Regions from separate parts of the Mus musculus genome. Here region 1 is linked to region 2. Evidence: chromatin loops called from intact Hi-C (ENCODE). Cell type or tissue: gastrocnemius. All regions are shown on one strand. Each heading gives the region's core, and the rest is flanking DNA. Links, peaks and the distances in the headings are about the cores only.

What was found. A loop is a pair of places that touch in the nucleus more often than their neighbours do. Peaks named below come from ENCODE experiments on the same cell type or tissue, not always from the same donor. Only the 100,000 strongest peaks of a DNase experiment are listed, where the experiment ranks them.
Region 1: it touches region 2 in a loop (5-fold over the local background); 2 of 42 quality-filtered maps call a loop at or near these places.

Annotation. Positions count from the first base shown.
Region 1 is chrX:100,955,986-100,972,323 of GRCm38, forward strand. Tex11 (testis expressed gene 11) reads right to left here. Exons shown (of 30, transcript NM_031384.2): 13 at 16,109-16,187. It also overlaps the pseudogene Gm19083. Among named protein-coding and RNA genes, the nearest start is that of Gm24577, 42 kb to the right of the region's middle. In gastrocnemius, for the core only: no CTCF peak of the experiment used is centred there; no DNase peak of the experiment used is centred there.
Region 2 is chrX:100,596,113-100,612,450 of GRCm38, forward strand. It overlaps Arr3 (arrestin 3, retinal), which reads left to right and starts at 9,385. Exons shown (of 17, transcript NM_133205.3): 1 at 9,385-9,471; 2 at 10,504-10,531; 3 at 10,771-10,801; 4 at 10,952-11,012; 5 at 11,210-11,254; 6 at 15,636-15,835; 7 at 15,940-15,999. The coding sequence starts at 10,524. In gastrocnemius, for the core only: no CTCF peak of the experiment used is centred there; no DNase peak of the experiment used is centred there.

The DNA.
Region 1 (16,338 bases), core at 4,371-12,370, 360 kb after region 2:
TTCTCAGGTTGCACAATCAATTGCAAGAAGCTAAATAAATAAATAAAAATATTAAATAAATTTTAAATAAATAAAATCAGTGAAATTTTAGGAATCAAAACCATCATACAAAACTCAATATTTCTTTATAACACAATAAATATCCTGCAAGTGAAATAAATGTATTTCCCTTTTACTAAAGCATTATGTGAAATACTTAAGAATAAATTTAAAACTACCACACACCAGTCAGAATGGCTAAAATCAAAAATTCAGGTGAGAGCAGATGCTGGCGAGGATGTGGAGAAAGAGGAACACTCCTCCATTGTTGGTGGGATTGCAAGCTGGTACAACCACTCTGGAAATCAGTCTGGAGGTTCCTCAGAAAATTGGACATAGTACTACTGGAAGATCCAGCAATACCACTCCTGAGCATATACCCAGAAGATGTTCCAACTTGTAATAAGGACACATGCTCCACTATGTTCATAGCAGCCTTATTTATAATAGTCAGAAGCTGGAAACAACCCAGATGTCCCTCAACAGAGGAATGGATATAGAAAATGTGGTATATTTACACAATGGAGTACTACTCAGCTATTAAAAACAATGACTTCATGAAATTCACAGACAAATGGATGGAACTTGAAAATATTATCCTGAGTGAGGTAATCCAGTCACAAAAGAACAAACTCGGTATGTACTGTCTGACACGAGGATATTAGCCAAAGAGTTTGGAATGCCCAAGATTCAATTCACAGACCATATGAAGTCCAAGAAGAAGAAAGACCAAAGTATGGATGCTTCAGTGTTTCTTAGAAGGGGCAACAAAATACTTATGGGAGCAAATATGGAGACAAAGTGTGGAGCAGAGACTGAAGGAAAGGCCATCCAGAGACTGCCCCACTTGGGGATCCATCCCATATACAGCCACCAAACCCAGACACTATTGTGGATGCCAAGAAGTGCTTGATGACAGGAGCCTGATATGGCTGTGTCCTGAGAGGCTCTGCCAGAGCCTGACAAATACAGAAACAAAGGTGGATGCTTGCAGCCAATCATTGGGCTAAGCACGGGGTCCCCGATGGAGGACTTGGAAAAGAGACTAAAAGAGCTGAGGGGATTTGCAGCCCAATGGGGGGAGCAACAGTGTCAACTGGCCAGGCCCCCCAGAGCTCACAGGGACTGGACCACCAACCAAAGAGTACACATGGAGGGACTCATGGCTCTGGTCACATATGTGGCAGAGGATGGCCTTATTGGACATCAGTGGGAGGAGAGGCCCTTGGGCGTGAGGGTGTTCGATGCCCCAGTGTAGGGGAATGCCAGGGTAGGAAGATGGGAGTGGGTAGGTAGGATGGAGGGAGCACCCTCATAGAGGCAGGGGGAGGGAGGATGGGATGGGGATTTCCAAAGGGGAGACCTGGAAAGGGTAAAACATTTGAAATGTAAATAAAGAAAATATCCAATTAAAAATACATAAATAAATAAAAGAATAAATCTAACTAAGATGACTAACTATAAATGATATAAATGGAAAAATATATTATTCTCATGGATCAGAAGAATAAATGGTACAAAGATATTTATGCTTACTCACTAAAATCTACAGATTGAGAGCAATCTCTATCAAAATGTTATTAACATTATTCATAGAAGTAGAAGAAGCTATAATAAAATCTTATGAGCTAAAAATGGACCTAAGTGACCAACAAAAATTATAAAAATGAAAAGCAAGGGCTAAAAAGACAGCTCAGAAGTTAAGAGATTCATCCTCTTCCAGATGATCCAAATGATCCAAACTTGGTTCTCAGCACTCAAGTTAGGAGGCTCCCAACTCCCTGTAACTCCAGCCTCAGGGAACTGGGTGCCACCTTCTGGCTTTTGGTGGCATCTGCATACTTGTAGCATACATTCACCCAGACATACATACACATAAAATAAAAATAAATCTTAAAAACGAAGTTAGAGGATTCATACTTCCTGGTTTCAGATTACACTACAAAGGTATAGTATTCCCAAGAGTATGATACAGAAAAATAAGCAAGATTGGAAGGCAAGGAAAAACCTCATTCTTTTCAGTAAATATACCCATAAAACAGCATAAAAATATTGTCTCTTTAAAAATGCTGTTGGAAAAATGGATATTTTACACTCAAAAACATGAAACTGTACCTTTATCCTACAATATTCACAAAAATCAATGCAATATGTATTAAAGACTTAAGCATAATATCTGAAGCCATAAAACACCTAAAAGAAATAAAATAAGGAATGATCTCTTTTACATTGATCTTGGCAACGACCCTGGTCAGGGAGCTGGTGGAAGGACTGGAGGAGCAGAGGGAGATTTCAATCCCATTGGCAGAGCACTGTTGGCTGGATGGACAACCCAGTGCTCCCAGGGACTAGACCACCAAGCAAGAAGTGTACAGGGCAGTAGCAGAGGATGGCCTTGTCTGACATCAATGGGAGGGGAGGCCCTTGGTCTTGTGGAGGTTTGATTCCCCAGAATCAGGGGATGCTGGAGCAGTGGGGCAGAAGAGGGTGAGTGGGTGGAGGAGCATCCTCATTGAGGCAAAGGGGAGGGAGAAAGGGCGGATGTGGGAGGGGAGGTTTGTGGAGGGGTAGCTGAGAAGTGGGATATCAGTTGAGATCTGAATGAATGGAATGATTAATTTAAAAAAAAGAAACAATAGACAAAAACAAAACCAAACTAACCAAGTAGGACTATATAAATCTAAAATATTTCTATAAAGCAAAGGAAATATTTAGTAAAATGAAAAGGAAATACACAAAGTAAGAGGAAATGTTTCATATCACAGTCCAATATGAGGTTGGTATCTAAAATTTACACAATTTATAAAAATAACCTGAAGGGTTGGCAGAGACAGGAGGATCTTTTAGAAGTTCTGCTGGCCACTCACTGAGTCTAGCTGAAACAACCCAGCCCCAGATTAAGTGAGTGACCATGTCTTAAGACAAAACAATGGAGAGTAATAGAGGGTGACACCTCTGTCTATGCTAGCTAGCCACTTGGGGAGGTAGGGAAAGAATGAGGTACCCCTGGGTAGCCAGCTTTGGCTTAACATAAGATCAGAATTTCCAACAGTTTCTGAGATAGCCCTAAACAGATTGCTGATGGTTTTAATTCTGACTCAGTACTGATGATTGTATGGGTCAATTCTGAAAAATACCAAGGGTACACTACATCACACTGTATCAAATATTCAGCCAGGAATTAGTTATTTAGAAAGAAAGAATTACATCCATCTCACTATTATTTACCTCAAGAAAATAACAGAATAAGTATGAAGCTAAATCCACTGCAGAAACTAGGAAAATATATTGTCAGTGCTTAGAAACCTTGAAAGATTTCTGTAATTAAAAGCAAATGTAATTAGGCTGATAAAGAAAAATCAAGGATGAGAATATCAAAATCAAAATGGGGCAAAAGAGAATAAATAGCTGAATAATTAGCTCACTCAACCAAAAATAAATAGCCTAGGAAAATCTATTAAGTCAGAAATTAATGGGACATAGGAACAATTGATTATGGTTATAGAAGAACTGCAAACATTAATTCCATTTTCCATTGTGTGACAAGCCATCGAGACTGCTTATAGTTAAACTCAGGTTTTTCTGTCAAACAAATTTTTAAGCAATATAAGGGATCTGATTCAGCTTATATAAGAAGCGGGATGCAGACTTGGGGGAAAGAATAAGAAAGAAGGAAATCAGCACAGTGAAAATCCCTCTAATTCCCATATCAAAGTGGGGATGGGACTAGTATGTCTAGCCCACTGCAATAGCTACTTTCTAAATACATTTTCCCTGCAAATTGTGCTCCTTAGTATTCACATCCTGCTAAGGTATTTTCTCCTTGAATCTGGACTGCGTTTGTGGCTTTTTATTACAAGCATATTTTTTTTTAATTTTTATTTATTTACATTCCAGTCATTGTCTCCACCCCCTCAGTCTCCTCTCCCACAGTTCCTCATCCCATTCCTCCTCCCCTTGCCTCCGGGTGCTCTCCCCACTACCAGATCTCCCGCTTCCCTGGGGGCCTCAAGACTCTCTAGGACTAAGCACATCTCTTCCCACTGAGGCCTGACTAGGCAGACCTCTGCTATATTTGTGCCACCAGCCCCTGTAAGCTCCTGGTTGGTGGCTCAGTCTCTGAGAGCTCCCTGGGGTCTGGGTAGGTTGAGACTGCATATTTTAATTATACAAAGTAAAAGGTTTCATTATGACATTTTCAGACATTTATATACTATGATCATATTTATCACATTATTAACCCTCACTAAGGCCCGTCCCACCCACATAAATAATAGTCCTCTTTTATTTTCATGTCTTTTTCTTTCTTTAATAGCTACACCTAGAGAAAACATATATTGTCTTTGATTCTGGGATAGTTTGCTTAAGAGGCACTCTGTAGTTGTAACTATTTTCTTTAAAATGCCATAATTTTTGTTTTTTTTTAGACCCAAGTAAGATTCATTCTATATATTTAACACACTTCTTTATCAATTCATCTACTGACAGATACCTATACTGATTCCAAAACTCAGCAATTGTGAATAGTGCTATAATAAATATGGGTATGCAGGTATCTCTATTATAAGTGTACTTATTCTTGAGGCCTCTCCATACTAATTCCCACAGTGGCAGCATTTTAAGAGTTCCTTTTCCAAAGGGTCAATTTCCTCTGAGAATGTGATAACTATTCTTCTCCTGTCGAAAGCCACACATACAAGATTATATATGCACCATGGGGATACAAAAAGGACACAAACTTGGGTGGGAAAGGAAGGGGCTGGATATAGAAAGGATTGGTTAAAGAAAGGTGGTCAAAGAACTTATAAGAAAAAAGTTCCTTTCCCTGCTACAACTTCACAAGTATTTCCTAGTTTGGAGGTACTTAATTGTAGCCACTCTGACCAGGGTGAGATGCAATTTCAAGGTAGTTTAAATTTACATTTCCCTGGTGACTAAATTATGTTTAACATTTTAAACTTGTTTTATTTACTGTTCATACTAGCATATACTGTGTTTTTTAAATCAAATCCACCTTAATTCCCTCCTCTCCAACTCCTCCTTTATCACCTCCACCACTTTCCCCTTCCAAGTTATGTGGTCCCATTTAAAATACCAACTGAGCTGGATGTGGATAGCTGAGACAGAGACCTGGATAAGGGAGGTGCCCAAGAATCAGAGCATTGGGATTATGGAACCTGAAGAGGCCAGGCAGGAACCCCAGTGGTTCGACAGGGACACCAACCCACCCACAAAACTTTCAATCCCAAATTATATGAAATACAGAGATGGAATGGAGTAGAGCTGAGGGAACAGCCAAGCAATAACCAGCCCAACTTGAAACCCATCCCATGGGCAAGCACCAATCCCTGACACTACTAATGATACTCTGTTATGCTTGCAGACAGGAGTCTAGCATAACTGTCCCCTGAGAGCCTCCACCTAGCAGCTAACTCAGACGGATGCAGATACCACAGCTAAACACTGGATGGAGCTCAGAGACTCTTATGGAAGAGTTGGAGGAAGGATTGAGGGCCCCAAAGGGGATAGGAACTCCACAGGAAGACCAACAGAGTCAACTAACCTGGACCCTTGGAGCTCTCAGAGTCTGAACCACAAACCAAAGAACATATACACAGGCTGGACCTAGGCCTCCCTGCACATATGCAGCAGATGAACAACTTGGAGAAGACTGGCTCCCTAGCAGCTAGGAGGAATGTATTAAAGCCCACACCCACAGTAACACACCTACTCCAAAAGACCACACCTACTTCATCCTCCTAATGATGCCTCATCAGGACAGAACAACAAAAACCTACAGACTGATTTCTCTGATCAACACAGATGTAAAAATTCTCAATAAAATACTAGAAAACCAAATGCAAACACATATTAAGAAGATCATCCACCATGATCAGGTAGGCTTTATCTTGGAAATGCAAAGTTAGTATAACAATACATAAGTCGATTGTTGAGGCCTGCCCCACCCCCAGCATAGCTGTAGTCATTTTGTTCCATGTCCACCAGCTATTTCATATTGTTGCCAGACATTGATGCAGAAAAATAACTTGACTCAGAGCAGGGTCATGCTGACCACATACCCTGTTATGTTCTCTATGAAGTTTGTTAATCTTAAGAAACTCCACAACTATAAGCTTCACGTAGAACATATCAAATTAAAGGTCAATATGAACAGTTATATCTAAAATGGCTTGAGTCAGGGCCGACCACCATGCAGCACTTCCTGCACTTGTGTGTATGAGCTCATTGTGGCTTTTGCAGTTTTAGCCCTTATAAGTTGACATAGAAAAAAATGGTTGAGGTCGTAGCCTCAGTCTCCAAATTTTGAGTTATGGTCCTGATGGATCAATCTTAGGGTATGCATTCAATAAACTATCCCTGTCTGACTGAGCTCAGTGTTGTGTGGTTTGTGGATCAACTCCTGGACCCCAACTAATAAATATGATAAATCATAAAAATGGACTTAGACAAAAACTTTTATCATGAAAACATGTTAGACTTTTCAAAGGAATTTTTTTCATCTTTTGAGATGATTCTGTGATCTTGTCTAAGGGCCACCCACAGCTCAAAATTTGGAGGCTGAGGCTACAACCCCTTTTTTCAAATGGATGGCCAGGGTAATTCTAAGAGACTCCTAAAACAATACAGATTATTGATGTAACCCTTGGTTGCTTCCCAGAGTTGAAATTAAGCCCCTGTTGCTAAAGACAATACACATTTTAGACACAGGACTTAGAATGATTCCAGCTGGATCTAACCTAAAAGCCTTCTCTGTGATCTACTTTGAAGGTAATAGAAAATACTATGCAAGCTCCCAAGAAATCAAAGCAATTAGTAGTCTTACCCAGCCCAAACACATATGAACTACAACACTGACCAACATGGCAAACTATCTGTACTGGTGCAGTAAGTTACAGTTTGTGCAACTAACAGCTATCTAACTGGACTTAGGGCCTACTCAAAAGAAAGAAAACCATGTCTGGTACTAAAAGTCAAGCCAACTTCTCTGAGCTAGTGAGGCTATGGACCTTAGAAGTAAGTGTACTACCACCATTTTGTTAGATTCAGCATCATTCTTACTATATTCTAAATCTAACTCTACCCACAGGTAAGTGTAGACACCACCATCCATCAAAGAATCTTCTCTTTACAGCAGATGGAGATCGTCACAGAAAATCTGATCACAATACAGAGATCAAGGAATTGTGGGGTGTTTGGCATCAGTGCATACATCTACTTCACAGTTACTGTATCTTGGATAAAATCACAGAAGAAGTGAAAAAAATTAAGAGTCAGAGTACCAGGAAGTCCACTGAGAAAGTTTCTCCTAGAAATGACTACATAAATTAAACTGAAACAATGGCAGCATCAATAGACATACTTGCATGGGGATGGATTTTCACAGAGTCCCACCACTAAACTATAGGCAGCAACATATAAATACTGGGAGAGGGAAAATTTGCCTCTTCCAGGGATGAGGCCTGTCTTAGTTAGGGTTTCTGTTGCTGTGAAGAGACACCATGACCATGGCAACTCTTTTTTGTTGTTGTTGTTTGGTTTTGTTTTGTTTGGTTTTGTTTTGTTTTTCGAGACAGGGTATAGCCCTGGCTGTCCTGGAACTCTCTCTGTAGACCAGGCTGGCCTCGAACTCAGAAATCTGCCTGCCTCTGCTGGGATTAAAGGCATGCGCCACCACACCCGGCTGACCATGGCAACTCTTATAAAGGCAAACATTTAATTGGGGCTGGCTTATACTTTCAGAGGTGTGGTCCATTATCATCATGATGGGAAGCATGGTAGCATGCAGAGGCAGACATGTTGCTGGAGAATGAGGTAAGAGTTCTACATCTTGATCCACAGGCAGCAGAAGTAGACAGTGTGCTATTTTAGGCCTAGCTTGAACATAGGAGACCTCAAGGTCTGCCTCCACAGTAACACACTTCTTCCAACAAGGCCATACCTCCTAATAGTAAGATTCCCTATGAACCTATGGAAGCCATTTTCCTTCAAACCACCATAAACCCCTTAATTGGTTATCAGCCCTTAATCCATTTTCACACAAGCAACAAAAACAGACTCAGCTGTATTTATATATTTGTACATGAATATATGTACATTTAAATGTATGCATATAACAAGAATAAAGAATAATCAAAGCTAAAGTGGCGACCGATTTGAGAGTGTGAATGGTATGGGGGTTGGGAGAAGAGTCCATGGGAGTGGACAAAAGGAGGAAAGAGAAGGATTAAAGTGATGTAATTCTATCTTAATTAAATAGGCTTTTAAAATGTCTGCATCCCAGCAAACTAAAAAGTCTAAAAGAAATTAATGAATTTCTTGGCATATATGACCTACCAAAGTTAAATCAAGATGAAATAAGTAATTTAAACAGATTCACAACCCCTACTGAAATAAAGGCAATAATTAAAAATCCCCCAACCAAATAAGTCCAGGGCCAAATGTATTCAGTTCAGAATTCCACCAGACTTTCAAAGAAGAACTAATGTCAACACTGTTCATATTATTCTGCAAATTAGAAGCTTAAGGAATATTTCCAAATTATTTTTATGAAGACAGTATCAGCTGGATACCAAACTCACACAAAGACCTCTCCCTAAAAGAAAAACTTTCAATAACATACTTGCAAATCAAATTTTAAAAGACTGCAAATCAAAAAGATTATCCACCATGACCAGGTTGCTTCATCTGAGAGATGAAAAAATGGTTCAACAAGTATAAATGAGTAAACACAATTTCCCACACAGACTAAAAGAGAGAAAAGCACACATTATCTTCTTAGATACATGAAAGGTCTTTGACAAAAATCCAACATCCCTTCATGATAAAATTTCTAAAGACACTAGGATATGGACATTTCTCAGTATAATATAGTCAATCTATAGCAACCCAGCAGCCAACACTATTCAAAATGGTGAAAAACTCAAAAGTATTTCCATTAAATTAGGAACAAGATAAGAATGTTCACTCTTCCCATACCCATTCAATATAGTGATTGAAGTCTTAGCTAAAGCAATAAGACAAGTAACTGAAGGAGGCAGGGGGAAGGAGGAACCTGGATAGGAGAAGGGAGGAGAAGGGGAAGAGGGGAATATGATCAGGTATTGGGGGGAAGACAGGAGAAAAGCCCTGAGGACCAGAAGAATGAATGGAAATATGCAACCTCAGGAGGTAGGAGGTGGGTGGGGGGACCCTGTAGGGAATGTACCAAAGACCTGGGAGTTGACAGACTCTCAGGACTCAAAGGGAGGGACCTTAGATGAAATGCCCAACAGTGGCGAGAGGGAACTTGTGGAGTCCACCTCCAGTAGAAAGACAGGGCATCGAGTGGAGGAATAGAGTTGCCATCCCACAGTCAAAAACAAAACCAAACAAAACAAAACAAAAAACAAAAAACAAAACAAAAAAACTCTGACCCAGAATTATTCCTGTCTAAAAGAACTGCAGAGACAAAAGTGGAGAAGAGACTGAGGGAAAGAAGGTCCAGTGACCAGTTCAAATTGGGATCCAGCTCAAGTGGAGGCTATAAGACCTGACACTATTACTGATGCTATAGTGTGCTTACAGACAGGAGCCTAGCATGGTTGTTCTCCTAGAGGCCCATCAAGCAGCTGACTGACAGAAGCAGAAACTTACACCCAACCATTGGACTGAAGATGGGGACCCCTGTTGTTGAATTAGAGAAAGGCTGGAAAAAGCTAAGGAGGAAGGTGACCCCATAGGAAGACCAGCAGTCTCAATTAACCTGGACCCCTGAGATCTCTCAGAGACTGAGCCACCAACCAGGCAGCATACACCAGCTGATATGAGGCTCCCAACACACATACAGCAGAGGACTGCTGAGTTTGGCCTCATTGGGAGAAGATAGACCTACCCCTTGAGAGACTTGAGGATCCAGGGAGTGGGGAGGCCTAGCAGGGATGGAGGGAAGACATCCTCTTGGAGACAGAGAGGAGGGAGGAGGAATGAGATGAGAAATTGTGGGAGGGCAGACCGGGAGGGGGGCAATGACTGGACTGTAAAAAAATAAAATAAAATAAAAGTAATAAAAAAAATAAAATAGAAAAAAAACAGGAAAAGAAAATGTCAAAGTATACTTATTTACAAACAGTATGATTTTATACCTAAAAATCTGATTCCGCCAGCAAACTTCTATATCTGACAAATACTTTTGGCAATATAGGAGGATACAAAATTAACAGACAAAAATTAGTACCTTTCCTATACACAAAAGATGAATAGACAGAAAAAGAAATCAGGGAAACAGTTCATTTTACAATAGAAAGCAAAATACCTTGAATAGCGCTAACAAAAACTCCGGAGGCAGAGGCAGGCAGATTTCCGAGTTCGAGGCCAGTCTGGTCTACAAAGTGAGTTCCAGGACAGCCAGGGCTACACAGAGAAACCCTGTCTCGAAAAACCAAATAGAATAGAATAGAATAGAATAGAATAGAATAGAATAGAATAGAATAGAATAGAATAAAATAAACAATTACAGGACTTCATGAGACTAAAAATCTTACAGCAAAGGACATCATTATTGGAGCAAAGCAGCAGCCTTCAGACTAGAGGGGAAAAATCTTAACATCTGCTTGAGGGTTAGTATGTAGCAAACAACCTAATTTAAGCTAGGGTATAGAACTTAATAAGAAGTTCTCAGAAGATGAAATGCCAAGTGGCTAAAAAATATATTTTAATATGTTAACATCTTTTGGAATTAGAAAACTACAAAATTTTTATGAGACGTCATCTTAGTCATGAATATTTGCTTATAATGATTGTGAGTTGCTGGGGCTTTCCCAGGGAACCTTCCCCTATATAGAGAGGAGAGTCAGAGAGTCTTTGCTTCACAGGGCGGCCCTTAAAGAGCATAAGGAGTCTGCAAAGGAAGAGAGTGAGCCAGGCATGATGGTCAAGGGAATCCCCCAGCCTAACTAGCAATCAGGCTGCTTCGATGGCTCTAACTAGCAATAAGGCCATTTCTGCTGTTCTGACTAACAGCCAGGTGCTTCTTTATTTATACAAGCTTCCCTGAACAGAGGCAGATAATGACTAGCCAAGTGGTACAGAATGTATGTTCGACCTTTCATTACATGTCCAGGGTTGCAAGTTCAGTTACAATTAGAAAATAGAGCAGATTGTTCTTATTCTTATTAGCCCTATATATAACTCCAGATTAAAGAATCTAAAGAGTGTCACCTCCAGAGCAAACACACTTATTATATGACAGCCTATTTTTAGGCTGGCTATGTCTACAGTTTAAAAGCACTCCAAACAAACAGAAAATGTCTGAACCAGTCTTTTTATGAATAGCAAATATTAATACCTAACTTCTTTTGCTATATGTTTCATCATCTATGCTATAAAGTAGGAAAACTTTATTTTAGTCAATATATCTTACTGAGTTTTATTCCTTCAGAGTGTACCCTGTATGGCCCCCTATTTTTAAACTACATTTTTAGACACCTGTAAACCTATAATAAAAAGAGACCTGAATCTGTAACCTATTCTTCTGGCCAGAGTTTATCAACTGTCTCTGTTTGCCCTGCATCAATTATACTGTTTGAGTTTGTTCAGGGGCAGATGCCCCAAGAATATTCCTAGAGAACTGGCCTCATCTAGCTATGTTCTTAGCTGTGCTTAATGAGCTCCAGGACATAGGAAGACTTCCAAATAGTGGCCAGATAAACTTAATGTTAGGATTTTCCTAAAAAGACTCAGACATAATTTTTCTCAGGAAAGAAAAAAATTAATCATAATGCAGAAAGTTCCGATGAATACAGTACGCAGAGGCCCAAATCCAAAAGTTATAAACAGGACAGCAATTGTAGCAATCAGTTCAGTTTTGCTAAAACTGCCAAGCAGTTGTGCCTGGCATCATGACTCTAGCCTTTTCGAGTGTGAATAGCTGTGCCAGTAGTTATACACCCTATGTGTATAATCACTAGGTGCTATGATTTGCAGCCTAAACAGTTCGTTTGTTGATGGCTCAGTCCCCTGAGTAGCAGTGTTGAGAAACTGTGCTGATGAGTTTGTCAATTTGACAAAAGCTAGAGTCATTCTGGAAGAGAGAACCTTAGTTGAGAAAATGTCTGCACCAGACTGGCCAGTAGACAAGCTTGTGGTAATTTTCTTGATTAATGATCAATGTGGAAGAGCCTAGCTTACTGTGGGTGGTGCCTATACCTAGGCTATAAGAAAGCAGCCCCAGAAAGCCATGGGGACCAAACCAGTAAACAGCACTCCCCATGGCCGCTGCCTCCAGGTACCTGCCTTGACTTCCCTGGATGATGAACTACTTGCTTTAAGATGACCACGGTGTTTTATCACAATGGAAACTCTAAGGAAGACACAGGATAGAACCTGTAAAAAGTAGCATCTATTGGGACATACTTAAGTCATTTAGGGGTATACTGTTCTTTCAAGAAAATGATGTTTTCCTGAAAGGAGTTTTGAGGACAGTAATTAGGAAAACCTAAAGTGACCCTTCAATCCCTCTCTAGATTCCTGTATTAAGAGATGAGTGCTAGCATCCACACATGCTCACATCATTGCCATCCACCATGACGTGATACAGTCAAGAGGACCCTCACCAGAACTGAGGTGATGCCAATGCCATAATCTGATCCTGCAAAACAACCCTGAGATTCCACCAGTCAGAATGGCTAGGATCAAAACCTCAGGGGACAACACATGTAGGAGAGGATGTGGAGAAAGAGGAACACTCCTCCATTGCTGGTGGGATTGCAAACTGGTACAACCACTCTGAAAATCAATCTGGAGGTTCCTCAGAAAACTGAAGACCCAGCTATACCAATCTTGGGAATATACCCAAAAGATGGCCCACCATGCCACAAAGGCACGTGTTCCACCATGTTCATAGCGGCCTTATTTGTGATAGCCAGAAGCTGAAAACAACCTAGATGGCACACAACAGAAGAATGGATACAGAAAATGTGGTTCCGTTACAAAATGGAATACTACTCAGATATTAAGAACGAGGACATTCTGACTTTTGCAGGCAAATGGATGGAACTAGAAAATACCCCAAGTGAGGTAACTCAGATGCAAAATGACATGCATGATATGTATTCACTAATAAGTGGATATTAGCCCAAAAAAGTACAGAATACCCAAGCTACAGTCCTCAGAATTCAAAAGGCTCAACAAGCTGAAGTGCCCAAGTGAGGACACCTCAGTCCACTTGGGAGAGAGAAGAAAGCAATAACAAGTGGGAAGGGAAGGAGGGACCTGGGTGGAAAAGTGAATGGGCAGGGGGTGGGGAGGCTAATCTGGTTGGGTGAGGGAAAAAGACTGAAACCCTGAGGGTCAGCAGAAAGAATGGAAACAGGAAACCTCAGGAAATAGATGATACTGTTTTCAAATTTGATATTTAAATCACTGGTAGCTCTGCCAGTAATCCTTTCAATGGCAGTTTCTGAACATTCAAAGTTTTCACTCCATGTGGCAGATAAAATAAACTCATTAAGTCTCAGAGTCTGTGCTGAATAAGGAATTTTGTGTCCTTAGGTAGAAAACCTACATGATAGAGCTTTTGTTCTTTTCTATACTCAGCTTTGTTGTCCCTTGCTTGCTGGAAAACAATGCACTGGTTGTTGCCAGTAATGGCCAGGTTTTCATTCTGCCTTCCTCCTACTGTGGTCTTATAAAAAGGACAAATGCTTTGACAAAGGAGCTAAAACCACCCAGTGGAAAAAAGACATTTCAACAAATGGTGCTGGTTCAACTGGCAGTGAGCATGTAGAAGAATGCAAATCGATCCATTCTTATCTCCTTGTAGAAAGCTCAAGTCCAAGTGGATCAAGGAACTCCACATAAAAGCAGATACACTGAAACTAATAGAAGAGAAAGTGGGGAAGAGTCTCGAAGATATGGGCACAGGGGAAAGATTCCTGAACAGAACAGCAATGGCTTGTGCTCTAAGATCAACAATTGACAAATGGGACCTCATAAAATTGCAAAGCTTCTGTAAAGCAAAGGACACTGTCAATAGGCCAAAACAGCAACCAACAGTTTGTGAAAAGATCTTTACCAATCCTATATCCAATACATGGCTAATATCTAATATATACAAAGAACTCAAGAAGTTAGACTCCAGAGAACTAAATAACCCTATTAAAAAGGAAGAACAGAGCTAAACAAAGAATTCTCAACTGGGGAATACCAAATGGCTGAAAAGCACCTAAAGAAATGTTCAACATCCTTAGTCATCAGAGAAATGCAAATCAAAACAACCCTGAGAATTCACCTCACACCAGTCAAAATGGCTAAGATCAAAAATTCAGGTGACAGCAGATGCTGGCGAGGATGTAGAGAAAGAGGAACACTCCTCCATTGTTGGTGGGATTGCAAGCTTGTACAACCACTCTGGAAATCAGTCTGGTGGTTCCTCAGAAAATTGGACATAGTACTACCGGAGGATCCCGCAATACCTCTCCTGGGCATATATCCAGAAGATGTCCCAACCGGTAAGAAGGACACATGCTCTACTATGTTCATAGCAGCCTTATTTATAATAGCCAGAAGCTGGAAAGAACCCAGATGCCCCTCAACAGAGGAATGGATACAGAAAATGTGGTACATTTACACAATGGAGTACTACTCAGCTATTAAAAACAATGACTTCATGAAATTCTTAGGCAAATGGATGGATCTGGAGGATATCATCCTAAGTGAGGTAACACAATCACAAAAGAACACACATGATATGCACTCACTGATAAGTGGATATTAGCCCAGAAGCTCAGAATACCCAAGATGCAATTAACAAACCACATGAAACTCAAGACGGAAGACCAAAGTGTGGATACTTTTGTCCTTCTTAGAAGGGGGAACAAAATACCCATGGAAGGAGTTACAGAGACAAAGTGTGGAGCAGAGACTGAGGGAATGGACATCCAGAGACTACCCTACCTGAGGATCCATCCCATATACAATCATCAAACCCAGACACTATTGTGGATGCCAACAAGTGCTTGCTGACAGGAGCCTGATATAGCTGTCTCCTGAGAGGCTCTGCCAGTGCCTCACAAATACAGAAGTGGATGTTTACAGACATCCATTGGACTGAGCATAGGATCCCCAAAGAAGGAGCTAGAGAAAGAACCCAAGGAGCTAAAGTGGTTAGTAGCCCCATAGGAGGAACATCAATATCAACTAACCAGTACCCCCAGAGCTCCCAGGAACTAAACCACCAACCATAGAGTACACATGGTGGAACTTGTGGCTCTAGCTGCAAATGTAGCAGAGGATGGCTTAGTCGTACATCAATGGGATGAGAGGCCCTTGGTCCTGTGAAGGCTCTATGCCCCAGTGTAGGGGAATGCCAGGACCAGGAATGGGAGTGGGTGGGTTGGTGGGCAGGAGGAGGGGGTAAGGGATAGGGGATTTTCAGAGGGGAAACCAGAAAAGGGGATAACATTTGAAATGTAAATAAAGAAAATATCTAATGAAAAAAGGACAAATGATGCCCATGTCAGACACTTGCTTGAAACACAGCAGATCACTTTCATTGAAACTCAATGCTGTCAACAGACATTTGGCTCATTGTGAATCACAGCTCAGATGACAAGCGTTATGAGTAAGTTGCTGACAACCAAGATAAATAGGAGGATAACTTGTTCTTTTTCCCTCCCAATTGGATGTTGTGGAGAGGAACTTCATCAATAGGAATATACAGCTTTAAGGTTACCATTTTGCTCACTGTTAACATTGCTTCACTCTACAGCCACCTTCTGCATGGATTTCTTCACTGGCCCATTGTAACTTTGCTGCTCTATAGCTGCCTCTTAAACTCTTAATTCTTAGTTTACAAAACCATTGAAGGGTTTTTCTTCCTTCCTTTTAAAAAATTAATATTAACTTCAAACTAATTTTAAGATTTTTTAAGTGACTTGGAAAGCAGTGCTATACAGATCAGTACAATAATATGTTTTGTAAGAATGAACATCAATATATAAAGATTCAACATGTTCATAAAAATCATAGAAAAAAGTTATTCACCATAGAAAGAAAAATCAATTTTCCATACCTTTTATTATCTATCAGGAATTGAATAATGCTCAGATAGAATTCCAAAGGCATAGCAAGATATAGTATTTCCTTAGCAGCTACAAAGAGAAACATATTAATTAGTTAATCATACTAACAAAGAAAAAAGAATGAAAATGAGTAAAACATATCAACTTTATATGAAGTTTAACTGTTTTCAATAAATTTTCTGCTCAAAATATTCATATTAAAATTTGCTATACACCATAT
Region 2 (16,338 bases), core at 4,352-12,351:
GTGGTGGCGCATGCCTTTAGTCCCAGCACTTGGGAGGCAGAGGCAGGAGGATTTCTGAGTTTGAGGCCAGCCTGGTCTACAAAGTGAGTTCCAGGACAGCCAGGGCTACACAGAGAAACCCTGTCTCAGAAAACCAAAAAAACAACAAAAAAAAAGAGTAACTCTAAGCCAAGACTGGTTATGATTGACAAGCACAAGCCTGTAATGTCAGTACTTGTGGTTGGAGGATGAGACAGGAGGATTGCTCCAAGTTCAAGGCCAGAGAATGGGTCTCGTACTAAGTCTCTGTCAAAGAAAAAAAAATGACTCCAGGTTTCTTGCCTGGGTGACTAGAAGAGAAGTCTGTTAACAGGCTCAGAGGCTATAAGAAAGCTGATTTGGGGAAAGAAGAGAAGTTCATTTCCCAGCATGTATGTTTTCAGATGCCTATGACACATGTAAGAACAGATGGCCAGGAAACAGTTCATATCTCCCTGTGGATGCTAGCCAAGAAACTTCCCTAACACATCCCACCCCTTCCTACACAGCACCCTGTCTCTCTCCATCACTCCAAGAGAACTTTGTCTTAATACAGTAGAGAAGGCATGCAGAGCAAGCCTCCACCGTTAAAAAGCCTAATGTCGGAGAACAGTTGTGAGCAGCTGTGGATCTGAGGCCTCTGGAGACAACTGGGGCTTTGTAAGTATCACTGTCTCTGGTATAAAAGGCAAATTGGGTCTGGAGGATGCTGTGCATAAGGTGAGCAGTACTTGTTGGGAGGGATAAGCAAGCTGGAGCAGAATCTTTAAGCTGGGAAGCAATAAAGACTCAGAACCTGATTCTCAGGTCCTAAGAATGTGACCTAACTACATCCTAGAAGGGAGAGGAGGAGGCAGGCCTGCAAAGGAGACTCTAAAATCCAGAATCTAGATCTCTTGTAAGAGCTACAATCCTGGATCAGGGGGTGGAGGGTGGATCTGGAGACTGCCTTGTTTCAGGGTTGAATCACAAACAACCTGAGTCCTGGACTACTGAATATTAGTATGTGGTATAAAAAGCCCAAGTTGAAACCAGGTGAGCTTGAATTAAAATTCTTGTTCTGCTTATCAACTATATAACCCTAGGCACCTAGTATATGTTATAAAAAGCCCAAGTGTTTGGAGCCAGTGAGTGTGAATTCTAATCTTTGTTCTGTTTATTACCTGTATAACCCTAGGCACCTATTTGTGACAATTTCCTCACCAGTGAAATGGGGATAGTAATATCAAACTATAGGTATCAGAATATGTATTGATCAGTGGGTTTAAGTCTTAAAATGCTGCGAGTCTGTAATACTTCCCTTCATGTTATTCTGTTCCCAGGGTTAACACTGGCCTCTACGGAGGAGGTGAAGGGTGTCTTGAGACATGTCTCAAGTCATGGAGAAGTGTCACATTAGAAAACAACCGGCCTGAGCCAGCTTCCTGCTCTACTGCTTCAAGCTGGCTTACCTTGAGGGGTTCCACTGACTTAAGTCTGCCAGGCTTCAACCGAGTAAAGTACAAGCAGGCTTGGGCTTGTCCCTGGACACCGCTGCAGTAGTAGCTGCTGCTTCCACTGCCGCCCAGTGGCTACTTTAGGAAAAGACCTCCCCCAGTGTTCCCAATGGAAGTCCCAGCTTCTGCCACCCTCCTGGAGGAAAGCAAGCACCACAGATCACACTCCTTGTCTCTGAACTGCTTCTTCACTTTGGTCTCTGTGGCTTGTCTCACATGGCTTCTACTATTCCACTAGACACTCCTGGCTCCTTTCCCTGGCTCCTTTTTGTCACCCTTCCACCAAATGTGGGCCTTTCCCAAATCAGGCTCCCCTCCCTGCCACAACCCTCCTTCCTCTCCTCTTTCCCTTCGCCACCATCTCTCTCTCACTTTCCCCTCTCCAGCTCTCCTCAGAAAACTACCCTCATGAATTTAACTGCCATTTTGATATTATCAATAATTATCTTTTATTTTGTTTTTGAGAAAAGATCTTGCTCAGGTTTGCTTTAAACCCACAATGCAGCACTTTGCCTCCTTAGTGCTATTATTGCAATATGTACTACCACACCTGGAAGATGTTACCAGTAATTGTAATAAAGAGATTCTAACATAGTTCTCTCTGTGTCACCGTCTCTGTCTCTCTCTGTCTCTCTGTCTTTCTCTGTCTCTGTCTCTGTCTCTCTCTCTGTCTCTCTCTCTCTGTCTCTCTCTCTCTGTCTCTCTCTCTCTCTCTCTCTCTCTCTCACACACACACACACACACACACATACACAAATACATATGCTCACTCCCCCCTGTCCTCCTCCAAATTTCTTTCTCAGAGCTGGAGAGAAAGCTCAGTACTTAAGAGTACTTGCTGCTCTTACAGAGGACCTGGGTTTGAGGCCCAGCACCCACATCTGGCAGCTCACAACCACTTAAAATTCAAGACAACCCTGTCTGCCCTTTGGCTTTGTGGGCACTACACTCAGGTACACATACATACACATACACACATATATAATTAAAAGTAAACATTTAAAAATACTTCTCTCATGCTTTCATAGCATCTGATTTTAATAGAAATTATGGCTCATCATAGATTTCTGATAATTATACTCATTTGCGTTTTTACCCATCTCCTTCTGAACCTCTCACTCCTAAGCTAGATCTAAAGCTCCTGTCCTCACTTCTTATAAAGTTATGACCTAGAAAAAAGCAGCTTTTCCAAATGAGGTTTGTGGTTGTCCAAAACTGCTTTTCAATTCAGAGTTAAGAAAGCATTCAGTAAATGTTGAGTGAATGTTTATCCAGGTTTGTTGTAGATTATGCCCACATGGGCATTTGGTATCAGTTTAGTACTTATCTTAATACATAAATGTTTCCATATCATTATTAGTGATAACCATTCCATTCTATTACTCCAATCCCCCCCCCAGTCTTCTCCTTCCTGGTCCCTCACATGTAGTATTCATAAATGTATTGGTGGTGATTTCTCTGAAATGTCTGTGGTTAACTTGGGGACCAGAGTAAAAAAAAAAATGGAGGAAAGACATATTTTCTAATCTCTTTAATTTAGAATGGAGAGAGGAAGAGAAAGAGGAAGAGAGAAAAGGAAGGAATGTGGGAGGGAGGGAGGGAGGGAGGGAGGGAGGGGAGAAAATGAGTAGAAGGTAACAATGTAGTTGAAAAACAAAGGCAGACAGTTCTAAGTAATTCCAGCTTCATAGCCTATCAGCTGCATGACTGACTAAGCCTCCCTTGAAATATCAGACAGTACACATAAGAGCTCAGTGTCTAGCTGCTGCCGTCAGCATCATTGTTAGTAGGTGTATTTTGGAGGCTATATTCGGAGTCTCTTCCTTATAAAGTGAAAAAAAATGAGGTCATCTTCTGAGAGTTAAAGCTTGATGGATAGAAATAGTAATCAGAACCCTGGCTAGTCCAAACTTACTAATGAAATCACATCAAAGTGCCTGGCTCCGTACAGGTAGGCTCAAGGTAGGCTTTGCTCATATGTCCTCCCTCTAGTGCTCCTTTAAAGAAATTGGGGGAGGGGGTTAAATAGAGCCTTACTACATACCCCAGGTTAGCCTGTAACTCACTATGAATCCTAGGCTGGTCTTGAACTAGGCAATCCTCCTACCCCAGCCTCCACAGTGCTAGCACTACAGGCATGTGACACCACACCCAGCTTAGTGTGCCTTACTTGGCTTTCTAAATGTGATCATCATGTAGGTAGTTCCCAGTAGCTGATCCATCTATCACCTTTCCATCCTCCCCCACTGAGCCAATGCCCTTGTTCACATCCCACTCAAATCTGTTGATTTGGAAAGAATGTAAGAGCCAGAGAAAGGTGGGGGAGCAGTGTGGAACACTGAGTTCCAGGCCTGGCATGGCTGTTCCAGTCCTGGACTCACTGCAGCTATAATTACCTGTTCAAGATCTGCACAGAAAATTGAGCTCATCTACACCCCCATCGTGGACGGGAGAGGAGCTCACAAAGCCCCACTCCCTCCCTGAGGATTCCTGTATAGCTAATGGCTCGTGGTGGAGACGGTGAGAGGTTTTCTTCAGTGGTGTTGCTGCTGGTAAGATGCTCCTGCTCCTGTAAACAAAGTCTACCCCACGCTCCTATAAACAACCCTAATCCAGTGGGGTCATAGAAAACAGACATGAAAATATAAAGAGGATTAGTTGAGAAGAGGAGGCAAGGGAACAAGAAAGAGTAATGAGTGTGAACACGGTCAAAATGCATCATGTTCATGTCTGGAAATGTTATAATGAAACCTATTATTATGTACAATTAACACATGCTAATAAGATCCTTCAAAATCTGTTGATTTGCTTTCAGTTACAATAACAGAAAATTTCAGCTAACTTAAAAGAGAGAGAGAAATGTATATTAGCTTTCATTTAAGTCCAGGAGCAGAATCAGCAGTTCAGTAACGTCATACAAATCTAGATTCGTTCCATCTTTCTGATCTGCAACCCTCAGCATGTTGTTAGGAACGTTCATGGTCACAAGGGGACCATGGCAGTTTGTGCATTGCATCCAAACTTGGCACTATTCAATGAGAAGAGAGGAAGGCCTCTCTTCCTGTGTATTTATTTTTATCATTCAGGAAACCTTTTTCAGAATCTCTCCAGCATATTACCCCTCACATCTCAGTGGCCTGAATTTCATCATGCCTAGCTAACCCAGTCACTTTCAAGGAGATGAAACAACCCTATCTGATTTTTTTAAATCTGATTTATTAAGAGGAGCACTGGAGGAGGGTAGATACCTCTAAAAATAGTGTCTCTCTCTACAAAGACAGGGAGAGGGCAACTGAGTTGGTATGCAATCCTATCTGCTACAATCCTGTCTGTACAACCCTTAGTGAATAAGCCACCCCTTCCTCATACAGAGGTGTGATTTTTCACATCATAACTGGAAGGTCTAGTTGGGATATCATTGGGGTGTGCAGAGTGGGAGTGGAAAGGACCTGAAAATACTGCTCCCAACAGTGTATCAGAGACGTCTTCCTTTGCTCTCTTACCCCTGCATCCTTAGAAAATGCAGATACTCTGGGTCAAATGAAAAGATAGCAATAGTTCTCTATAGGGGATTGATTAATAGGAAAGCAGCACAAGGGAATTTGTTGGGGGAAATGTGGGTGTACACAGGAGTATTGGTTTCCTACAAATATTGCAACGAGTTATCACAGACTTGGCTTAAAACAATACATGGTAGTTCTCTTACAAATCCCAAGGTTAGACGTCTGAAACCAGCATCAATGGGCTAAAATTAAGGTGTCAGCAGAGCTTTTCTTACATTTCCAGAGTCACCTTGCAACCTGAGTCTGAAGAGAATCTGTCCCCTTGTGGTTTTAGCTTGCAGAGCTGCATCCCACCACACTCATCTCTCCAGTCTTCAGAGCCAGCAGTGACAGCATCTTGCTTCTTTCTTTATATTGCTTGTCTCTTCAGGCAAATCTGGTGTTTGTTGGTTGGTTGGTTGTTGGTTTTAGACAGGGTCTCACCATGCAGCACTGGCTGGCCTGGCATTTGCTATGTAACCAGGCTGGCCTCGAACTCACAGAGATCCATCTGCCTCTGCTTCTCAAATGCTAGCATTAAAGGTGTGTGTCATCACACCCACCTTGCCTCTCTTTCAATAAGACTAATGACTCCATTTGAGCCCACATGGATAATCCAGAATAATCTCTCTATTTTAAGAACCCTAATCACATCTGCAAAATCCCTTTCACCATGTAAGGTAATGTCTTAGGCTTCAATGATTATGACCTGCTATTTAGGGGTCAATACTTAGCCCACCATAGTAGGTAGGACTTCACCAAAGTGCTCTCAAGATTTGTTCATTATTCTGGGCACAGTGGCATATGCCCATAATCTCAGAGCTGTAGAAGTTATGGCAGGAGTTGTGAGTTCCAGGCTAGCCTGAGCTGTACAATGAGACCTTGTCTCAAAAAATAATTGCACATTTTACCATCTATAGATTACATCACAGCCTCAAATTACAAATATTCAGGAAAAAAAGATAACGGTTTGAGTTCAAACATAGTAAGGAGTTAAAGACCTACAAAGTCTCTTTTCTTCCAACTCAGGGGACTATAACCTGACTTGAAAGGGGAGTGATAAACACCTAAAAGGGAGTATGGGGCTTTGAGTGTGGGTCTGGTGAAGATTAGGCCAGAAATAGATTGATTCTTGTTTTATTACCTACCCCACCATAATCACCAACCTCAGCAAGTCTTCGGCTTTTTCCCCCCATACTGAAGCTTAGTTTCTGCTTCTTTAAAGTCCCAGTAGAATCTGAGGTCCTCTAGCTACCTGAAAATGCCTGTGAAAGACACAGAACAATTAACTGAAAAGACCCTGGGGTGCATACCAGTCACAAATGGCAGCAGCTGACTCAGTCAGCTGATTCTATCTAGGGATTCCATCTAGGTGTTAGAGGCAGATATGGGAATCTGCAGTGCACTTTCTGGATTTCCAGATTCCTGTGACCTAAAGGAATTGGAACTGAGACATCTGGGTAGTGGCAGTAACAGAGACTGCTTTTTTTTTTTTTTTTTTTTACTTATTTTTTTTCTGTTCATTTTTTTATTACGCATTTTCCTCAATTACATTTCCAATGCTATCCCAAAAGTCCCCCATTTGCATTACCCTCCCCTCAACTCCCCTACCCACCCATTCCCACTTTTTGGCCCTGGCCTTCCCCTGTACTGGGGCATATAAAGTTTGCCTGACCAATGGGCCTCTCTTTCCAGTGATCCAGGCCATCTTTTGATACATATGCAGCTAGAGACATGAGCTCCGGGGTACTGGTTAGTTCATAATGTTGTTGCACCTCCAAGATTGCAGATCTCTTTAGCTCCTTGGATACTTTCTCTAGCTCCTCCATTGGGAGCCCTGTGATCCATCCATTAGCTGACTGTGAGCATCCACTTCTGTGTTTGCTAGGCCCCGGCATAGTCTCACAAGAGACAGCTACATCTGGGTCCTTTCGATAAAATCTTGCTAGTGTATGCAATGGTGTCAGCGTTTGGATGCTGATTATGGGGTGGATCCCTGTATATGGCAATCACTAGATGGTCCATCCTTTCATCTCAGCTCCAAACTTTGCAGAGACTGCTTCTTAAGAAAGGGAACATTTCCAGTCAAGGAACTGAACCAGAGAATCGGAAGCTCGATGGCATTGGGCTACAGGAGTTGTGACTTTTTCAAGGTCATCATTTCCAGCATGTGTATATCAGGACCCTTCTCATGTGGGTGTTCTGTCCCATACATGTAGCCTTTGGTTGTGAGTTCTAAGCTCTTTCATTGTTATTTGTTTCTTTCATATGCTAATTTTTGAGACAGGGTCTCTCTATGTAGCCCTGGTTGTCCTGGAACTCACGGAGAGCTACCTGAGTCCACCTACTGAATGCTGGGATCAGAGGCATGTGCCACCACATCCAACCATATGTTAATTTTGATACTTCTAGCTCTACCCTACATAGGGTCCTGGGTGAGGAAAAGAAAGACCCAGCTCAGCCAGACTTCTAAACCACAGCTATAGCTATCCTCAGAGGACTAGAGAGCCCATCTCAAGGATTGAAGACTATGGATATAAGTAGACATGTAGGACCAGCTAGGTCCAAGGAGGATCAGAGTACTAGATCCTCAGACCTTAGAGTTTCTGCTTCTACATGCTTCATGCCTACAGAGGTAGGGCCAAGGCCCTATGAGAAAAACAAGAAATAGATGCTCTGGCTGCTGCAGGGACAAAAATATCTCTAATTCCATATGAGTGGTCACACAAGGTAAGGGAAGCTGCTTAGAGCATGGACCTAGTTTCTGGGATTGGAAAGACTAGAGAGCTGAACAGTGGGAGGTAGAGAAGTTATTCTAGGCCTGGGTCGTACAGATGTCAATTGCCTATTCCCTGCATGGGTAATGTTCAATTTGTCTTGCAGAGAACCTGCCTCTAGGCCAGGAATGCTATGATACCTTCCTTTCTGATAAGAAAACCAAGTCAAGGATCTCTACTCCTGCCCCATCACCTACAGAAGATTGGTTCCTGCTGCTCACTGGAGCTGAGAGAATCAGGGTTTCTGATTGACATCAGGCTGCAAGAGTCCAAAGTCTCAAGTGGGGGACAATCGGGAAAGGCTACTCTTTCCCATGCTCTTGGCTTTCTTGTGGCCTGGAAAATTCCAGAGGCTAGAATGTGACACAAGTTGCTCAGACAAACCAAGGTCCACACTGTGAACCCTAATAGTTTTACCCTGTGTTATACTTCACCTCTATGAATTTCAACTTGACTTTGATCCCAACCCTCATGTGCAATGTTTTCACAAGTCCAAAACCCACCAATTTCCTTCTTTTTTATTAGATATTTTCTTTATTTACATTTCAAATGTTATCCCCTTTCCTGGTTTCCCCTCTGAAAATCCCCTACCCCCTCCCCACTCCCCGTGCTCACCAACCCACCCACTCCCTCTTCCTGGCCCTGGCATTCCCCTATACTGGGACATAGAACCTTCACAGGACCAAGGGCCTCTCCTCCCATTGATGACTGACTAGGCCATCCTCTGCTACATAGGTGGCTGGAGCCTGAGTCCCTCCTTGTGTACTCTTTGGTTGGTGGTTTACTCTGGGGGTACTGGTTAGTTCGTATTGTTGTTCCTCCTAGGGGACTGCAAACCCCTTCAGCTCCTTGGGTCCTTTCTCTAGTTCCTTCTTTGGGGACCCTGTGCTCAGTTCAATGGATGGCCAATTTCCTTCTTAAATGCCCCTAGCAGTAACTGTTAGGTCTCAATCCCAAGACAAATGTCTGAGGTGCCTATTTAACAGATCAAAGCGGACCTGGCCTCAGGTTATCCCAGTCCCTCCCTGTACCTCAGTCCCTACCCATCACCAACTCTCCAGCCCAGAGCTTGGGCTGCACTTCCCCCACGGTTCTTCCCATTTTGGCTACATGGTCTTTTTTTTTACCTTTTTGGTTCCTTTGGCCTTTTGGCTTTTGGCTTCCAGGGCTTCTGGATCCCCCCCAACCCCTCCCATACACATACACATGTGCACTCGTGCACTCAACCCAGCACAGGATAATGTTCATTCTTGACCTTTCCACATACATCTGGCTATGTTCTCTCTCTTATCTACAATAAATCTCCTCCACTATACTTAGGAGCAGTTATGTTCTTCTTCTTTCTTTCTTTTTTTTTTTTTTCATTCAGTAACATCATCAGAATCCCCTAGCTCTGGCCTACCTCCTCAGTAACAATCAGCTGATCCCTGGCCACTAATCTGTACTCACTAATCTGTTTTCCAAACTCTTGGCCCCTGAGCTAATTATAGCAGTGCTTCATGCCACCCACCCCAACCCTATTCTTGTTCTCTGACTCCCACTAATCTACACATTCAGAGGATTGTGGATATAAGAGGCTGGGAGGCCAGCTTAGCAACCAGAGCTGGAGGCTGATGCGAGCTTCATCTCTTCCCTCAGGTAATATTCTAAATCTCTCTGCTTCTAGCCCATACTAAGTCCACCTCCTTTGCCTTTAGCATCTTCTTTAGGAGGAGAGGGGCATCTTTTCTGATGCAAGCAATGGATTTTTCAGGCTGATGTAAGAGACTTCTAGAACTCAGCACCCCCCCCCAACTCATCCCTCTGACCAAGCCTACTATGTTTTGAAGGAAAGCACCAGAAAGACATTTCCCTCTCTATGCTTCCCTAGCACCTTAAGCGTGGGGACAGGATGGAAATGTTTGGGGAAAGTGACAAGAGAGATGATGAGTAAGGGCAAAGAGGGCTTTCGGCCTCCACAGAGGCTTCTACTGCCACCCCCCAAGAAAGTATGAGCGCAACCCTTTCTGTTCTACAGCTTTCCCTCTTCTTTCCCCCACCTCCCCCCTGTTCTTCCTTCTGAGCTGGAGGTCAAAAGCATCCCAATTCAGGGTCAAGTCCAGTACAGGGACAAAAAGAAATTTCATCCATTCATTTATTTATTCATATAGTTAACTGACTGTGTGCCTGTTGAAGTTCAGTATCAATGCAGCCCAAGGAACGTATTTAAGAGATGGAGTATGAGCAAGTAGGATAAATAGAAGGGGTTAAAAAATAAGATGAGGAGCAATCAAGAAAGACACTGGACATTCCTCTAGCTTTCACACACATGCACCTGTGCATGCATGGATACATGCACAGGCATTCGCTCATGCACATACACATGAGAGAGAGAGAGAATGAGAGAGAGAGAGAGAGAGAGAGAGAGAGAGAGAGAGAGAGAGAGAGAGAGAGAGAGAGAGAAAGAGAGAAAGAGAGAAAGAGAGAAAGAGAATGTAGTGCAATGGTTGGGTAAGTGTGTAACTGAAGAGTTGCCCTAAGAAGAGGAAAAAAAAAAAGGAAGCATTGAGTGTTGGTGTGGTATCTCAGGCAGTTAATTTATATTACACTAGGTGTATCATTATGGAATATTATAGTGCACTAAAAAAAAAAGGATTAAATAACTGAGTGTTCCTCTTCCCCTCATCTCAGGAAAGATTCAACTGGCCAGCATGTCCACGTAAGAATCCCTTCTGATGCTCTGGATCTGTGAATTATTCCTTATCCAAGCCTGAGTATTTGCCTTTTGCGTGGAGGGGTTTATAGCTTTGGCCTACCCCAATTTTCTCTACCTTTGCTCTATCTCATGATCCCCACGCCTCTTCCTAGGAATTTTTCCTGTTCCCCAAACATTCCTTCCTTTTCTGGCTTCCTTTTTGTTCTGCTGACCATCCTTCTTTACGACTGTTCACCCCACAGAGTGTTTAAGAAGACTAGCTCCAATGGGAAGGTAAGAGAACCTGGCCCATCTGTCCGAATGGAAGGGCAATGAGGATGAATGGGTCCATTCTTCAGCATCTCGGTGGGCGGGGCTGGGGGCTTTGGGACCATTCCTTCAAAGATAACTGTGAGACTGATGTAGCAAGTTGTTCCACAACAGTTTTCCATCTACCTGGGGAAACGAGACTTCGTGGATGATGTGGACACTGTGGAGCCCATTGGTTAGTGAGTCCAAAGTGGGAAAGAGCCTGAGAAGGGAGTGGGAGCCAGGAAGAAAAGGAAAGGCCAGGCATGACCATGCAGAGCTATGAGGCCAATTGAAAGGTAGAAAGGAAAGAATCCTTTCAGGAATCAACTTTTGTTTCACTCACCCTCCAAGTTTTCCTGAGCAGTGTGCCATCTCTCCCTCTCTCTGCAGATGGAGTCGTCCTTGTTGACCCCGAGTACTTAGAAGGTCGAAAGTGTAAGTAGAAAGCCTTACTGGTTTCTGTAAAGCAGCAGGAGTCCCAACTGAAATGCCACACATGCAAACTAGGCAAATGAGTGAGTGGTCTTAGAGCAGAGGAGCATGGGGAAGCAGAAAGCAGCAGGGACATTCAGCTCAGGGTGGCCGCAGTCTTTCAGTTAGTAAAAAGTATTGCAAGTGGAGCTCAAGCTACGTACTTTATAGGTCCCAAATATCGAAAGACTTTTTTTTTGTATTCTTTCCCCAAATAGTATTCAAAATAACTATATGCCTAAAGAACAAATACAATTATACTCTGCAGTATTACACAAAACAAGCATCTGTGTTGAAATTAATGTCTTAATAAAATTTGTGGGTTTCCCCATTACTGCTATGGTGGTCTTGCTTGACTACTGGTTTCAATTTGGCTTAGACTGCCTATGGAATGAACCAATACACAGAAAATCAATATTTTTACATACATTTCTTGACTTCCAAATGTTAACAACTCACTAAAAGATTTGTAAAGATCAAATATTCCCCCCCCCCTTTTTTTTTCTGCAGCCGAAGTGTCCCTTGGGCTTCCATTTTAAAAGCTTTGATATATGTCATTCCACAAGGTTTTTTTTTTCTTCATCTGTTTGTTTTGTGTGTGTGTGTGTGTGTGCCAAGTATGTGCGTGCATGCGTGTATGTGGGGGAGAGAGATAAGGAAGGGAGAGACAGAGAGAGACAGACACAGAGAGAGAGAGAGACAGAGAAGGAGAGGGCCTAAACGTGTATTCTACAAAAACCAAGGAAATAACAAGCACAGGCAATACCAGCAGGAGACAGCACAGCCCTCCGGCAGCCGAACTCTAGTTCAAGATTGCACTGAACTACTTCCCACTGAATTTTCCCCTTTTAATTCTCACTATGGATTAACCCCACTGTGATCCAACTGGACTGAAAATTGTGTTCAACTGGAGAAAAGATTCAGAACCAGTTGGTGACTACTCGTCCAGAAATAGCCTTTAGATACTGGGAATGAAAGAGCTTTCCTTTCTGAGATTAAGCACCACGGATAAGCACTCTGGACAATTTCAAATGTCAGAGAAACTTTTCAGAATAGGCACAAATTAGCCAACTTATTTATAAGTAACAAATACTCTGTTTCTAAAATCTAAGTGGTTTTATTCCCGCACTTCTAAAATTTCCCAGAATAACCTATGAAAAGAAATATTCACTTTTTAAAGACTGCATGTTGCTTGGCATGATGACTAACATCTACGACAACACCCAGGAGGCTGAGGAAGCAAGTCCAAGGCCAGGCTGGCATGCAAAGTGACTTTGAGGCCTGTGAAAACTATATAGGAAGAACTTATCTCTCAAAAATTACAGGCTTACTCAGAAATTAGATATATTTGAGTTTTTTATGTCTCTTTGGTAGAGTTTTGACTTATTATTCATTTCAATCTTATATATTTCTGACATTTCCTCCCACTTGTATGCTCTGTTACTTTGTGAACATCATCTTGCTTTGACCGTATTTTTCAAGTCCTTCTCCATCACAGGTGTATGTTTTAATGTAAACCATCCTTTTCTATGCACTGAGTGGTAAAGTCAAGTGAGGCGAAAGATGTGGGGTATGGTACACACACACACACACACACACTACTGTTTAATAGCACTCTATCTGGCCTCTCTGTGTGCTATTCTTTGCAACTGCAAAATTTTACTGTATAAACAAACAGTAGTCACAAAAGTTTTTTTAAATGTTTAATTTCGGAAAAGAAATGAGAAAACAGTTATAAGTACCTGAGATTGCCTTGTGTTTAGTTGTAGAAACAAAGCAATTTAGAAGGCATCAGAGCAGATAACATGGCACTTATCTCTGCAAAAATGGTGCTGTGGTAGAGCTTTGAATTTTTCTTTTTGATTATATTTTTGATGCTCATATAAATGTGTATGTAATTTATATCATTAAGACAAAATGGACACATTTAGAGTAGATGTTGCCTTTTAGAGGAAAATAAAAGCAACCTGCCAGGCCTGGTAATGCAGGCCTGTAATCCCAGCTGCCTGGGCAAGAGGGGCTCAGGCAGGAGGATCACAAAAAGTTCAAGAGTAGGCTGGGCAAATTTAGAGAGATCTCTGAGGCCTCAGAATAAGAAAGTACAAAGAAAGATAAGCGGCTACCTAGTGTGCATGAGATTCTGTGAGTTTGAGACCAGTCTGGTCTACTTAGTGAATTCCAGGCCAGCTAGAACTTCACAGAGAGACCTGTCTCAAAAATAAATATACAAAAAATAAAATCAAATACTACAAAAATCATAGGCTTAATCCCTATAATCAACACACAGCCAGCAAAAGTAGCAGTCAGAGGTAGCCAGATCTCTGTGAGTTCAAGGCCATCACAGATGAAGGGATTATAATTTAATTACTCCTAACCCCATTTCAGCTTTCATCTACTTACTTTTTTGTGCAAAAACCCCTATTTTATAATTTTATAATCCCATAAATACCTTATAATTTTCTTTTAAGTCTATGTCAACATATATGAATCCATAATCTATGAAGCTGCGTTTAAAAATCCACTCGTTGGACATTTCCTTTGTTTTCAACATGTTTTCGACATTTCAACATTTGTTTTAACATATTTTGCTGTTATAAACAACTCTGCATCCCCCAACCCGTTGTGTGTATCCAATTCGCTCTTTAGGCTGAATTCCCAGAGAGCTAGTGTTTCACAGAAAGTTTGTAACGTGAATGTCTGGCCAATTCTGCCTCTGCCTCTGCCTCGCATCTCACCTTCTGAATGCAGTGATTATAGATGCAAACTACCACTTCCAGTGTTTTGTGGGTTCCGGGGATTGAAATAAAGTCAACCAGCTTATGGAACAAGTACTTTTACCCACTGAGCTATCTTGCTGGTATCTGACCCTAATTCTTGTTAACTCTTTTAAACTATTAAATATTTCAGGCATAAAAAAATATATCTACCACCTAGCTTTGAAAAGAAGTATAGACCCAAAGCTTCCTCTGCCCTTCTTTTTGAGTCTCTCTCCCTATCCTTGTCTTTTCTCCTACCCAGGCAACCACTATCCTACATTTAGTGTTTATTTGGTCCATGATGCTTGTATACTTATATTTAACATTCTGTGTCTACAACCAATTTTTACATTGTTATATACAGTTTTAATCTGCATATAAAATTAACAGTGCACATTTAATTCTGGTGCTAGAATTTTTTTTTTGAAATTTAATCATTTAATTATTCATATACTTCTTAGTTGACTAATGCTGCTGTACCAAAATACCCAAAACTAGATAATATATTAGGAAAAGAAATTTACTTTCTCACTATTCAGTAGCCAGGCAAATCCAAGTTAAGGTGAGTAGCATGTTCAATTTTCTGTAAAGGCTGCTCTCTGCATGCAAAATTGGGCCTTATTGCTGGGCCCTCCAGAGGGGAGGAATGTTGTGTACATAGGTGACAGAAGGTGAACTGGAAAAAAAAAAGATGGATGCTACACAAGGCTTCTCTAATAAAGGTCTAAACACCATTCATAAATGAAGATGAGAAAAGGTTCCATTTGTGGTGATATGACAGTAGCTCCGACCAGTCGTGCATTTGAACTCCAACTGAGCCACATCAGCATGAACACTCAATGTCTGGCTTCAATATTTTTGACAGTATGATCTGTGTGAAATGTCATCCCACTGTGGCTTTCATGTGGATGTATCTGATTACTACTGAGACTACACAAATCTTTGGCCATTCCACATGTGCTTCTAAGAATCCACCTGCGTTCTTGGCACACTTTTAGATTGGTGTGTGTGTGTGTGTGTGTGTGTGTGTGTGTGTGTGTTACCAATTGGTAACAGTTATTTTGTTCATGTGTGTACAGGTATGTGTGGAGGCCGGAGGTCAATCTTGGGTGTTTTTTGAGAGTGGATCTCTCCCCCTCTCTCTCTGTTCTGGGGCCCACTGATCAGGCCAGACTAGGTGGTCAGAGAGCCTCAGGAATCTATCTACCCGTCTCCACCTAGCAGCGCTGGGATTGAAGCATGTACCATTGCTCCCCACCTTTTCCCATGGGACCAAATCCAAGTCCTTATACTTTGGCAGCAAATTCTTTGCCAACTGAACTATCTCCTCGGCCTTTCAACATTCCAAATGCTAAACAGTTATATGTGTTTCAAACACTTGAACTCTGAATTTCCTTTTATCTTTGTGAACCTTGTAACACAGAGAACTTTAAAATACTATTGCAATCAAATGTAACCAAATATTTCTTTGTGACTATACTTTTGGGATTATACTAGCTTGCCTCTGTGGGTCTTCCTTTCCCCCCATTTAGGATTTCCTTTGTCACAAGTTTGACAAGTCACTCACTCTCTTCCTCTTTTGCCAGCAGTGTTTGTCAGGTTGACCTGTGCTTTTCGCTATGGCCGTGATGACTTGGATGTGATTGGTCTGACATTTCGCAAAGATCTCTATGTACAAACCAAGCAAGTGGCTCCAGCTGAACCCACCAGCATCCAGGGCCCCCTCACAGCCTTACAGGAGCGGCTTCTGCACAAGCTCGGGGTCAATGCCTATCCTTTTACACTTCAGGTACTGACCTCAAGTCTTGGGCAAAGTTTCCAGGGAAGATTAAGAGATAAAAGGAGAACAGAGAGAGTTGTCCCTATTTTTCTGAGCTCCTTCTGATTTCCTAGATGGTTGCTAACCTGCCCTGTTCAGTAACACTGCAGCCTGGGCCTGAAGATTCAGGAAAGGTAAGGAAGACCATTAGCTAATGACCTTTCCACCAATGACCTAGTCAACTCAAAAGGAGGGAAGGCTTTTTCTTGTCTTTCTTTCTTTTTTTTTCCTCATGGTTCAGTCTATGGCTATACAACTCCGTTGATTTGGGCTCCTGGAAATATAGTATATGATGATGGGAGCACATGGCAGAAGAGGTTTGATCCCAGGGAGCAAACAGAATGTCGAGAAGGGCATGTCTCCAAAAACCAAACTTCCTCAATTGCTCTTAAGAGGTCTCAACTCAAATTTCCTACCACCCCCCAATAGAAGCATTGGCTAGGCTGAGTGTGGTGGTACACATCTTTAATCTC